Linked DNA regions of Homo sapiens: all the other regions are linked to region 1. The links are chromatin contacts, found by Hi-C or POLR2A ChIA-PET in ENCODE. All regions are on one chromosome and are shown on one strand. Each heading gives the region's core, a stretch centred on a gene start or an enhancer-like site at or near the end of the contact. The rest is flanking DNA. Distances are from core to core; before and after follow the strand shown. Region 1 holds the start of RNASE4 (ribonuclease A family member 4). Region 2 holds the start of MRPL52 (mitochondrial ribosomal protein L52). Region 3 holds the start of PPP1R3E (protein phosphatase 1 regulatory subunit 3E).

Region 1 (3,497 bases), core at 685-3,184:
CAGATTCAATAAAAACTCCTAAAGAAAGGTTTCACTGACCTTCATTGGTCCACTTTTTTATCCAGCTACTTTAATTTGAGTCACAGTGACCAATGCTTCCAACAATAACTTGACAAACCTCTTACTCTTGCCTGCTTATAACCTGATTATCTGTTTTCAACAATAGCTAAAGCCATTCCTCTTTTCCTGGAATGATTTTTTCCATCCTCTCTGCCAAACGATAGTTCATCTCCACATTACTAGAGTGCCTCATGTCCTGTTACTAACATCGTACCACTCCATGGAGTCATAGAACAAGAGTGGGAGGGGCCTCTGAGACTCTGTCCACCCCTCATATTAAAGAAGAGCCAACTGAGGAACAGAGAAAGAGACATGTATTGCCCAAGGAACTCATTGCATTCGCCGGCCTGGAAGCTTTCCAATGCACCACACAATTTTTTTTTTTTTTTTTTTTAAGACGGAGTCTTGCTCTGTCACCCAGGCTAGAGTGCAGTGACGCAATCTCTGTTCACTGTAACCTCCGCCTCCCAGGTTCAAGAGAGTCTCCTGTCTCAGCCTCCCGAGTAGCTGGGGTTACAGGTGCTCACCACCGTGCCCGGCTAATTTTTGTATTTTTAGTAGAGACGAGGTTTCACCATCTTGGCCAGGCTGGTCTCGAACTCCTGATCTTGTGATGCACCCACCTCGGCCTCCCAAAGTGCTGGGATTACAGGCATGAGCCACCGTGCCGGGCCCACACAACTTTTATATTCCATACTAGTACTTTCTAGACAATCAGAGCTAACTTTAAAGGGGCCACTGAAAGTTGCTGTTCGAAGGAAACCTACATTGACTATTACCATAAATTCAAAAATTATTTTACTCTGCTTGTCATCAGTAAAAGAATTGCTTGAATTGAAGCGTATGTAATAAACCTATCCTCTTGCAAAACTTGTTAGTGGCTCTGTGGTTAAGTAAGTCTTGAATACCTGAGGCTGCTTCTGGGAAGGTGGTCCTGTGCCACAGATAATGATGTCCCTTGGGTTTCTACTGATTACATTATGACTTGATTATAAGATTTTTACTGTCACGAGGGAGGGTCTTGGCTCATCTGAGATTTCCCTAGCCCCCTGAGTGGTGCTGAAATTGTTTTAATAAAGATGTTGCGCTTTACTCATGTGCTGCTATTAGCATTTGACGTGCTGTCTCAGAGCGAGAAAACGGAGGATCCCAACCTTCCAGTAGGAAGGCTTAGAGAAGAGGCTGTTGGCAAGTGTCTCTAAGAATTGCACAACACTGGCTGAGGGTGGGTTAAGGGTGAGGAGGCAGAGGAGAGTAAACAGAAAACACCGATCCCCAAATGTTAGTTACGCTTGCAAAAAACTAAGGCCTGCTTCAAAAAGCTGGTGATTAGCCTGAATAACTAGCAAAGCTTTCTTAGTTGTGGGCAAGTGCAGGCCTCCTAGGGCTTCCCTTAGGTTCGGCGATTCTGTGGTCCCCCTCCAAGCCTACTAATCAATAGAAGCTGGCATCTGTGCCCAGCTGCGCAAAGTAAACCTGAGTGGGAATGTAAAGTCGTTAACTCATACAAATACGGGACTTTCACGTCCCTCCCCATTCCTCCCTCTCCAGCCCCGTCCCGCAAACTCCTCCCCAAGGAGTCCCAAGCTGCCTCTACTAGGAAAGGACTCCCCGGCCTAAACGCCCCTTATGAAGCTACCAGAGAGGAGGAGGAGGAGCAGGAGTGTGAACCTACCTCGGCCTCAGAACAAGTCCGCAGAAACGGGCAGGACAATGGAAAGAAGTTTTGTTTCTCACCCGCTTCTTCCTCCCTAGTACGATGATGGGGAGCCGGTAGAAAACGCAAAGATGTTCTTTTGAATCCTGCTTTGCATCTAGGTGGGGTTGGCGTCCTTGTGTGAGTGTGTGTACACGGACGGAGATGGGGGCGTGGTGAGGTGTGGAGGGTCGGCGTGCCAGCCTCTGCGTAGTTGGGACCGCGCCCCGCTTCTCCGAGGAGGCCCCTCCCGCCTGGATCCGCCCTTGGAGCTGGCGCCGCAGCAGCACCCGCCCCAGGGGCCGCAGGGGCAGCCCAGGCAAAGAACGAGCCTGGGATCCGCGCTCCTTCCTCAGCTGGACCCCAACGGGCAGCAGCCGCGAGAGCACTGCCTCCACGGAGAGCAGATGGCGGGAAACTGGCTTCTGCTCCCAATTGCCAGGCGGCCCTTCAGAGACTACCCCTGGCTGAGCGTCCAGGAACCCATGAAACTTGGTCTTGACACTGGTCGACAGCACCATCTGCCACGTACTTATTCGCTGCTGCTTTCTTTGGCAGGACAGCCCATCGCGAGACAGTTTGTGTTTCAAATTTAACGGAGACTTTTTTTCAGTAGTTGACAAAAGGGGGTGGAAAAACAGTAGCCACGAGGGCTCGTCCGGGATTTGAACCCGGGACCTCTCGCACCCAAAGCGAGAATCATACCCCTAGACCAACGAGCCACTGTAGCTGAGTGGTGCTTCCTATCACTCTGAATTTCTCTTTTCCGCCTGCTGTTCTGAAGGTTTTTTGTTTTGTTTCTTTTCCTCTGTTGTGACATTTCCCTTAGGCCTTATTTAGTTATTCCTTCCATCTTCACCAAGTTTCAAGTGTGGCTTATTCTCTGGCTTATTCTCCTCGATCCAGATGCAGGATGGGGTGAAGGAAGGCAGCTTTTTAGACTTTAGGTCACATGCTTGTGTCTCACTGAGCCCGGGGAGCGATTTAAGCCCGCTAGGGCCTGGAGGGAACCTGGAGGGGGCTGAAATAGAGATCGAGGGCCAGAGCTGAGCTCGGTTGCAAGGCTGTAGGGTACTGAGCCCCAGGACAGACGCGCGATACGTATATATCTGCCGGCCTTTGGACTTAACGTAGAAGCCAAAATATAACACACTTCGGTAAGACAACAGTGCCTTCCCCCAACGGTGGGACGATTCGGGTCTACTATCTTTCAGAAAGGTAACCAACTTTTCAAGACGCGATTAACGCAGCCCACCTCGCGGCTAAGCTGTTTCCTTCGGACAAGGGTGAGAGACAGAAACAGATTTGATCACGTCAAGATACAGAGATTTTTTGCACAAACGAAGAGCAACCGTAAACCCCAAAACAGCAGCGTCTCCTTCGAGCCGGAATCGAACCAGCGACCTAAGGATGACCACACATTAAGTACTACAGTCCTCCGCTCTACCAGCTGAGCTATCGAAGGAAGCACGGAAACAACTCTCCTAAAAATCCCTACTCGAGACATCCTTAACCAGAGACGGGAAAGAAAGAAATCTCTTTATACCCGGAAAGTAATTACTGCAGAGTCACAAAGCCAGCTTGTAAGACAGTCCTGCGTCCGAGGTTCTGAGGACAACCTTTCTAAATCTGGATTCCCCTGCCTCACTGAGGGGCTCCCAAGCAGAGCAGGCGCCCCTGAAACTCGGGCATACCGAGGCTGCTCATCCTCTGGGCGCCCGAGGGCTGTTGGCCTCACTGG
Region 2 (3,525 bases), core at 275-2,774, 2.1 Mb before region 1:
TGGGCGTGGTGGCTCATGCCTGTAATCCCAGCACTTTGGGAGGCTGAAGTGGATCACTTGAGCTAAGGAGTACAAGACCAGCTTGGGCAACATAGCAAGAGCCTGTCTCTACTAAAAGTTAAAAAAAAAAATTAGCCAGGAATGGTGGTGTGTGCCTGTGGTCCCACCTACTTGGGGGGCTGAGGTGGGAGGACTGCTTGAGCCCAGGAGATCAAGGCTGCAGTGAGCGATGATCATGCCACTGCACTTCAGCCTGGGTGACAGGGCAAGACCCCATCTCAAAAAAAAAAAAAAAAAAAAAAAAGCAGTCATATGTAATTCCAGAGTCTTTCCAATAGTCCATACTACTACAAGGAGATGCCAGGCTTCTTACAGTAAATAACAAGTAGAAAAAATCTTCACCATCTTCCTCAGTCACCAATTATCCAATTAAGCAGGATCATACCCCTAGAGAGCAACAATAGGGTATTAAATATTCAGATCTCTGTGTTGTCAAGGAGGACTGGCCTATGTTCTAGTCCTGGATTTGCTACTACCTAGCTGTATGATCATGTGCAATTCACTTCTGTAGGCCTCAAATTTCCTACTTGTACACTGGAGTCTCATAAGGAGAATGGGGAGTAGCTTCAACTTCTCTAAGGTTCTCCCTTCTAGGGCTAATATTTATTCTCCCTCCCTCTCTCTTTTGTAAGTAAAGGTAAAAGAATTTTCTGAAGGGAGCCTGCCATCCATAGTCTTCATCCTTCTACCCCTCTGAGACGCTTATTTCTGCAGCTTTTCAAAGAGCTCTCCCTGCATTTGGTACCAAATACTGAAAATTCACTAACCACAGAGAAAAGTGGTTCTTGGTTAAAAAAAAATGTCCCCCTTTGAAAAACGCAGAAGTCTTGTCACCCCCTTCCACCCTGGCGGCCCCAAGTCAGAATTATCTTCTGCTTATCTCCACAAGCCAAGATCCTGTTTAGCTTTACCTTCCTTAGTCGAAATGCAATCTACAAAATAAACAAGAGGGTTTCTTTCCCCAAATTCCGTTTTCCAAATAAAAAGTTAAACACTTTTACACGCCCCCACCTTGATACCCCCAGCTCCCCGTCCAGGGGCGTTCCCTCTAGGTGAAAATCTCCCCAGTGGAGTTAACTGCCAGATCAGCGCTTACCCGCATATGACCAGTCTGGGAGCTCGGTAAGGGGCCCGTAGCCGGAGGGGTTGGCAGCCAGTCCCTGCCTGTGTGGAGAAAAACAGATCTGTGAGGACCTAGCCCAGCTTCTGGTCCCCCAGGTGCCCTCATCCCAGGACTCACTGTAGTCGCCACTGGCCGCCCGCCCAAGCGGCTACGCTGCAGTGCAGCCTCCGGACACCTGCTGGGAGAACAGAGCAGAGTTGGGGGAGAGGCCGCGCAGCCGGATCAGGGGTCCTGTGCCCGTCCCCAAAGGGCCCCCGAGTCCACGGTCCCTATCTATACCCACTCACTGAAGAGAACAGTCCCTAAAGCAGCCATGCTGAGCAGGAGTAGCCGGGGTAGCCGGAAGTAGGCGTGGCCTCGGTGGCCACGCGCGACGCTATCGGGGAAGCAGGAAGTCGCCATCTTGAATCTGGGTTTTCAATCACGGCTCCGCCATCTTGGGTCATCGTACGGAAGGAGAGACAAAACTGCAGTACAGGTTTTTGAGGTGAAAACGAATTGTCGTTCAGCGCATGCATTCTCAGTGGAAGTCGTGTCCTCCCAGATTAAGCCGTTCTGAACAGTTCCCACAACCTCCCTACAGCGGTCTCTAGTTCATTGAAATTGATATTAATAGTAACTTTGATCTCAGGGGTAACATCCACGTCATTCTACAGATCCTCGCATCACTGTAACACAGTTTTCCTAGACTAAGAAAAGTAATCAAATCTAGAGTTAATCGGAAATTGGGCCAGCCTGGGCAACATGGCGAAACTCCCTCTCTACAAAAAAATGAAAAATTAGCTGGGTGTGGTGGCGCATGCCTGTGGTCCCAGCTACTTGGGAGGCTGAGGTGGGAGGATGGCTTGAGCCTGGGAGGCCGAAGGCTGCAGTAAGCAGAGATCATGCCACTGCACTCCAGTCTGGGTAACAGAGCGAGACCTTGTCTCAAAAAAAATTCTGTGTGATAAGTGCTGTATTAGGCGTAGATTTTATGGAGAACAAAACCAGACATCAATATCCTGATAGAGCTCTCGGTATAAAAGAAACAAGACAGGCCAGGTGCAGTGGCTCACACTTGTAATCCCAGCACTTTGGGAGGCTGAGGCTGGCGGATCACCTGAGGTTGGGAGTTCGAGACCAGCCTGACCAACATGGAGAAACCCTGTCTCTACTAAAAATACAAAATTAGCCAGGCATGGTGGCACATGCCTGTAATCCCAGCTACTCGGGAGGCTGAGGCAGGAGAATTGCTTGAACCCGGGAGGCAGAGGTTGTGGTGATCCAAGATTGCGCCATTGTACTCCAGTCTGGGCAAGAAGAGTGAAACTCCAACTAAAAAAAAAAAAACAGACAATCAAATGATGACATACATGAATATTGTCATTGAGTGCTGGGAAAGGAAATACATGTTGTTTGTGAGTTTATAGTGTGAACTTGATCTACAGTAGACCATCAAAGATGACTTTCCTGAGAAAGGGGTATTGTATTGGAGCTAAGATGTGACATTCCATTTTTATAAGTGCTACCACCGCACATTGCTTAATATTATCCTTGCAACAACCCTGTGAGGTAGGTACTAGAAAGTGGCAAACCCTGATTGGCGACTCCCCTCCTTTTATCACTTGCTATTCAGTACTGTCTTGGAGAAGTCATTTATCCTTCATTTTTTAATTTTAAAAATGCTTAATATGTTACATTTGTGAAAACGATCTAAAAGTGATAATGTGAGTGAAAGTGCTTTATAAATCCTGAAACTCCTACAAAAGAGCCCATTAACTGTCTGCCAGGTGTGAAGGGAAAATATCTTGGTCCTCTTCAAGCTGAGAACCTGGGAACCACTCAGGGCAAATCTGCCTCCAATTCTATCCAAAGTCATCTGTCTACTCACAGAGACAGATGCATATTCTGACTACCTCTTCTGGAAAGACTTGTCAGAAACTCAAAATAATGCAACCATCTGTCTCTCACCTACATGTGACCTGGGGGCCCCCAGTGAGGGGGCCTTGCTTTGAGCTGTCTCTGCCTTTCTGGACAGAACTAATGTGACTTCTTACATTTTCATGTCTCCCTAAAATGTATAAAACCAAGCTACGCCCGGACCACCTTGGGCACATGTCTTCAGGACTTCCTGAGACTGTGTCACAGGCACATCCCCAACCTTGGCAAAATAAACTTTTTAAATTAACTGAGACCTGTCTCAAATTTTGGGGTTTCACATTTTGGTAAGCACAGAGGAATTCTGAGTGGAGATGCCCTTGACCTTAAAAAAAAAATCTCCTATTGGCTGGGCGTGGTGGCTCATGCCTGTAATCACAGCACTTTGGGAGGACAAGGCGGGTGGATCACTTGAGGTCAGGAGT
Region 3 (3,340 bases), core at 170-2,669, 2.6 Mb before region 1:
ACTATGTGACCCTGGGTAAGAGTCCTCTCCCCTCTCTCCCTCAATTCTCTCATCTTTAAACTAGACATAATAGTCTCTATTCCTCTGATGGTTGTATTACATGGGTTAGTATTTGTAAAACCCTTACAACAGTACCTAGCACATTGTAAGTGCTATATTAGATCAGTAGGAAAGTTAGAAAAAAACTAAAAACAACTTCACTTTTTTTTTTCACTAATGTTAAAAAAAAAAAATGAAAGGGGAAAAAGCCAGCTCTGCCCTTCTTGGAAGCTCCCACTGGACCTATAATTCCACAGTCCCAACTCCAAGAGAGTTGTTGGGTGCTTGTTCATTCAATAATTTGAGTGCCTACCATATACTAAAACTCACCATGAATCAGACAAAGCCCCTGCCCTCAAAGGGCTTACACTTGGATTAGAAATCAGAACTCCACCACTTTTTTACAGATAAGAACACTGAGTTCAGAGTATGGCTCTGAGTTCAGGGGTGGCTCACACCTGTAATCCCAGCACTTTGGGAGGCCGAGGCGGGCAGATCACCTGAGATCAGGAGTTCAAGACCAGCCTGGCCAAGATGGTGAAACCCCGTGTCTACTAAAAATACAAAAATTAGCCGGGCGTGGTGGTGGACGCCTGTAATCCCAGCTACTCAGGAGGCTGAGGCAGGAAAACCGCTTGAACCGGGGAGGCAGAAGTTGCAGTGAGCCGAGATCACGCCACTGCACTCCAGCCTGGGCGACAGAGCGAGACTCCATCTCACACTCACACACACACACACACACACACACACACGAGAACACTGACTCCAGAGAAGTTATGCCTTGCTTGCTCAAGGTCACTAGAAGCTAGGTCTTCCTGCAGTTCTCAGTTCGGGTGCCATATTCTCACCTTCTATTTGAAAGACTCTACCTAGCTTTCATGACCTTTCCTTCTTTGCACGCACCACCACCCCCTGCCCAAACCAGGAGCCTAGGTTTCAGAAAAGAAAACAGTGAACCCCAAAGATAAAGTCACATGCTGGGCGTTTTGAACCTTCCCCTGCAAGAAAATGAAAGGTTATTTTTTCTTCCCGGCGTTAACCTTTCCTGTGCTGTGCCGGAAAAGTTGAGGACTTTTTACATTTTATTATTATTATTATTGTAGAGATCAGGGGTCTCACTATGACGCCCAGGCTGGTCTTGAACTCCAGGCTTCAAGCGATCCTCCCACCTCGGCCTCCCAAAGTGCTGGGATTTGAGGCGTGAGCCATCGCGTCCCGTCCGTGGATGTTTTTTTTAAAAGGTTGAGTAGCTTCACTCGGGACCGCAAAGGTGGAGTCCCCGCCCCCTGGTGCAGCAGCGAAGACAAGCGGAGCCACCTGTCAGAGGGCTGTGGGCGGGGGCGCCCGGGCCGTGAGGGCCTTGGAACCGGAGGGTGAGTGCAGTTGAGCGCACGCTCAGAGCAGACCGCTAGCAGGAGGCAGGATGTGATAGTCTAAGACCCTGGAAGCTGACGGCCAGAGGGAGGGAAGGGTGGTCACAGAGGAGAGGCAAAGCAACGGGAGGTGGAGGATCCTGGAGGTGTCTGCAAGGAGAATACACAGCAGCGAGGGGCTGCAGAAGCGGACCCAGCGACTTCTGCGCTGACGCGGGGCGGGCGGGAGAGAGGAAGAGAGGGGAGCGCGGTGGCGCTGCGAGCTGGCCCCGCCGGGGAAGGGGCTGCCATGTCCCGTGAGCGGCCCCCGGGCACCGACATTCCCCGCAACCTGAGCTTCATCGCCGCGCTAACGGAGCGCGCCTACTACCGTAGCCAGCGGCCCAGCCTCGAGGAGGAGCCGGAGGAGGAGCCAGGCGAGGGCGGGACGCGGTTCGGGGCCCGATCCCGCGCTCACGCACCGAGTCGGGGCCGCCGGGCCCGATCTGCACCAGCCGGAGGCGGCGGGGCCCGGGCGCCCCGCAGCCGTAGCCCAGACACCCGCAAGAGAGTGCGTTTCGCCGACGCACTGGGGTTGGAGCTGGCTGTCGTGCGCCGCTTCCGTCCCGGTGAGCTGCCCCGGGTGCCCCGCCACGTGCAGATCCAATTGCAGAGGGACGCCCTCCGCCACTTCGCGCCCTGCCAGCCCCGCGCCCGCGGCCTCCAGGTAGGCGGCGGGGGCACCTCCCCTCCTGGGGACCTCCTCCAGTCGGCCGCAGCGGGCTTGTGGGAGTGGATTTGCCAAAGAGCACCCATCTCCATCCCATCCCTGGGCTTGCGCCTGCCCATCCCTTTTGGGGACCCCATCTGCGAGTGGCTCTAGGCCACCCTGGCAGCTGGGCCGCACTCTGCCGGCCTGGACGCCGGGGTCGGCCTCTGATTGGTCCAGTGCCTTGCTCTGACACCGCCCCCTGTCTCTCCCCTCTCTCCGCCCTGGGCTCCCTCCTCCCGCTTCTTCTTTCCCCCAGGAGGCGCGCGCCGCCCTGGAGCCGGCCAGCGAGCCCGGCTTCGCCGCCCGCTTGCTGACGCAGCGCATCTGCCTGGAACGCGCCGAGGCGGGCCCGCTGGGCGTGGCCGGGAGCGCGCGCGTGGTGGACCTGGCCTACGAGAAGCGCGTGAGCGTGCGCTGGAGCGCCGACGGCTGGCGGAGCCAACGCGAGGCGCCAGCCGCCTACGCCGGTCCGGCCCCGCCCCCGCCGCGCGCCGACCGCTTCGCCTTCCGCCTGCCCGCGCCGCCGATTGGGGGCGCCCTGCTCTTCGCCTTGCGCTACCGTGTGACAGGTCACGAGTTCTGGGACAACAACGGCGGCCGTGACTATGCTCTACGTGGGCCCGAGCACCCGGGCAGTGGCGGAGCTCCGGAGCCGCAGGGCTGGATCCACTTTATCTGAGACGAGGCGCCTGCGGCCGACGGCGGAAAACACCAAAGGCACCCGGGGGCGGGGCGACCCGATGTGGCGGGGAGGAGTAGGAGAGACCAGGATTGGCGGGAGCGGTCCAAGGGAGTCAAGCCGGGGAGGGCGAAAAGGGTGGGGAAATCAGGGGCGTGGGGGCGTGGGGGCGTGGGGGCGGGGGGAGTGAGCGGAACCAAAGAAGCTCCGGGAGATCCGGGTGTTAAAAGCTGGTTGGATGTGAGTGGAAGGAACTCAGAATATAGGAGGAAGGAGACCCGAAACGGCACCGGAGGGATTATAAAAAAAGGAAAAGAATGGGGATGATGGTGGCCTTCCCTTCAGTGAGTGGGCTCTGGGAGAAAGGGAGGAGGTCCATCAGGCCTAGGCGGTTGAAGAAGGTTAAGAACCTTTTGGAGATGGAGGAGGTATGATGTGAAGTAGCCCACCCAGTCGAAGGCATTTACATTGCTGGCGCATTCCCTCTTCTTACCGGCC

Evidence for each region. A loop is a pair of places that touch in the nucleus more often than their neighbours do. ChIA-PET counts read pairs that join two places held with the same protein, here RNA polymerase II (POLR2A). Pooled maps may share reads with other maps.
Region 2: a loop to region 1 is called in a pooled map, with 7 times the contacts of the local background. The contact joins the promoter of MRPL52 here to the promoter of RNASE4 in region 1. A Hi-C loop is called at or near these places in 1 of 168 maps with a recorded cell type or tissue (ascending aorta) and 10 of 50 pooled maps. POLR2A ChIA-PET finds 5 or more read pairs at or near these places in 1 of 52 experiments (H1).
Region 3: a map of ascending aorta shows a loop between it and region 1 (5-fold over the local background). The contact joins the promoter of PPP1R3E here to the promoter of RNASE4 in region 1. A Hi-C loop is called at or near these places in 1 of 168 maps with a recorded cell type or tissue (ascending aorta), 3 of 37 single-sample maps with no recorded cell type and 19 of 50 pooled maps. POLR2A ChIA-PET finds 5 or more read pairs at or near these places in 1 of 52 experiments (CD4-positive, alpha-beta T cell).

The regions. Positions count from the first base shown.
Region 1 is chr14:20,682,997-20,686,493 of GRCh38, reverse strand. RNASE4 (ribonuclease A family member 4) reads right to left here and starts at 1,934. Exons shown (of 2, transcript NM_002937.5): 1 at 1,736-1,934. It overlaps TRY-GTA5-5 (tRNA-Tyr (anticodon GTA) 5-5), which reads right to left and starts at 3,221; the gene lies at 3,133-3,221. It overlaps TRP-TGG3-2 (tRNA-Pro (anticodon TGG) 3-2), which reads right to left and starts at 2,478; the gene lies at 2,407-2,478. It also overlaps a transcript of ANG not described here. RefSeq lists enhancers at 1,643-1,782, 2,583-2,712, 2,853-3,042, 3,243-3,497 and silencers at 2,013-2,132, 2,403-2,452.
Region 2 is chr14:22,827,886-22,831,410 of GRCh38, reverse strand. MRPL52 (mitochondrial ribosomal protein L52) reads right to left here and starts at 1,524. Exons shown (of 5, transcript NM_180982.3): 1 at 1,471-1,524; 2 at 1,301-1,358; 3 at 1,157-1,224. The coding sequence starts at 1,498. RefSeq lists an enhancer at 1,541-1,620.
Region 3 is chr14:23,300,938-23,304,277 of GRCh38, reverse strand. It overlaps PPP1R3E (protein phosphatase 1 regulatory subunit 3E), which reads left to right and starts at 1,419. Exons shown (of 5, transcript NM_001276318.2): 1 at 1,419-2,118; 2 at 2,420-2,980. The coding sequence starts at 1,702. The coding sequence ends at 2,842. RefSeq lists silencers at 1,633-2,142, 2,223-2,282, 2,293-2,722 and an enhancer at 2,783-2,972.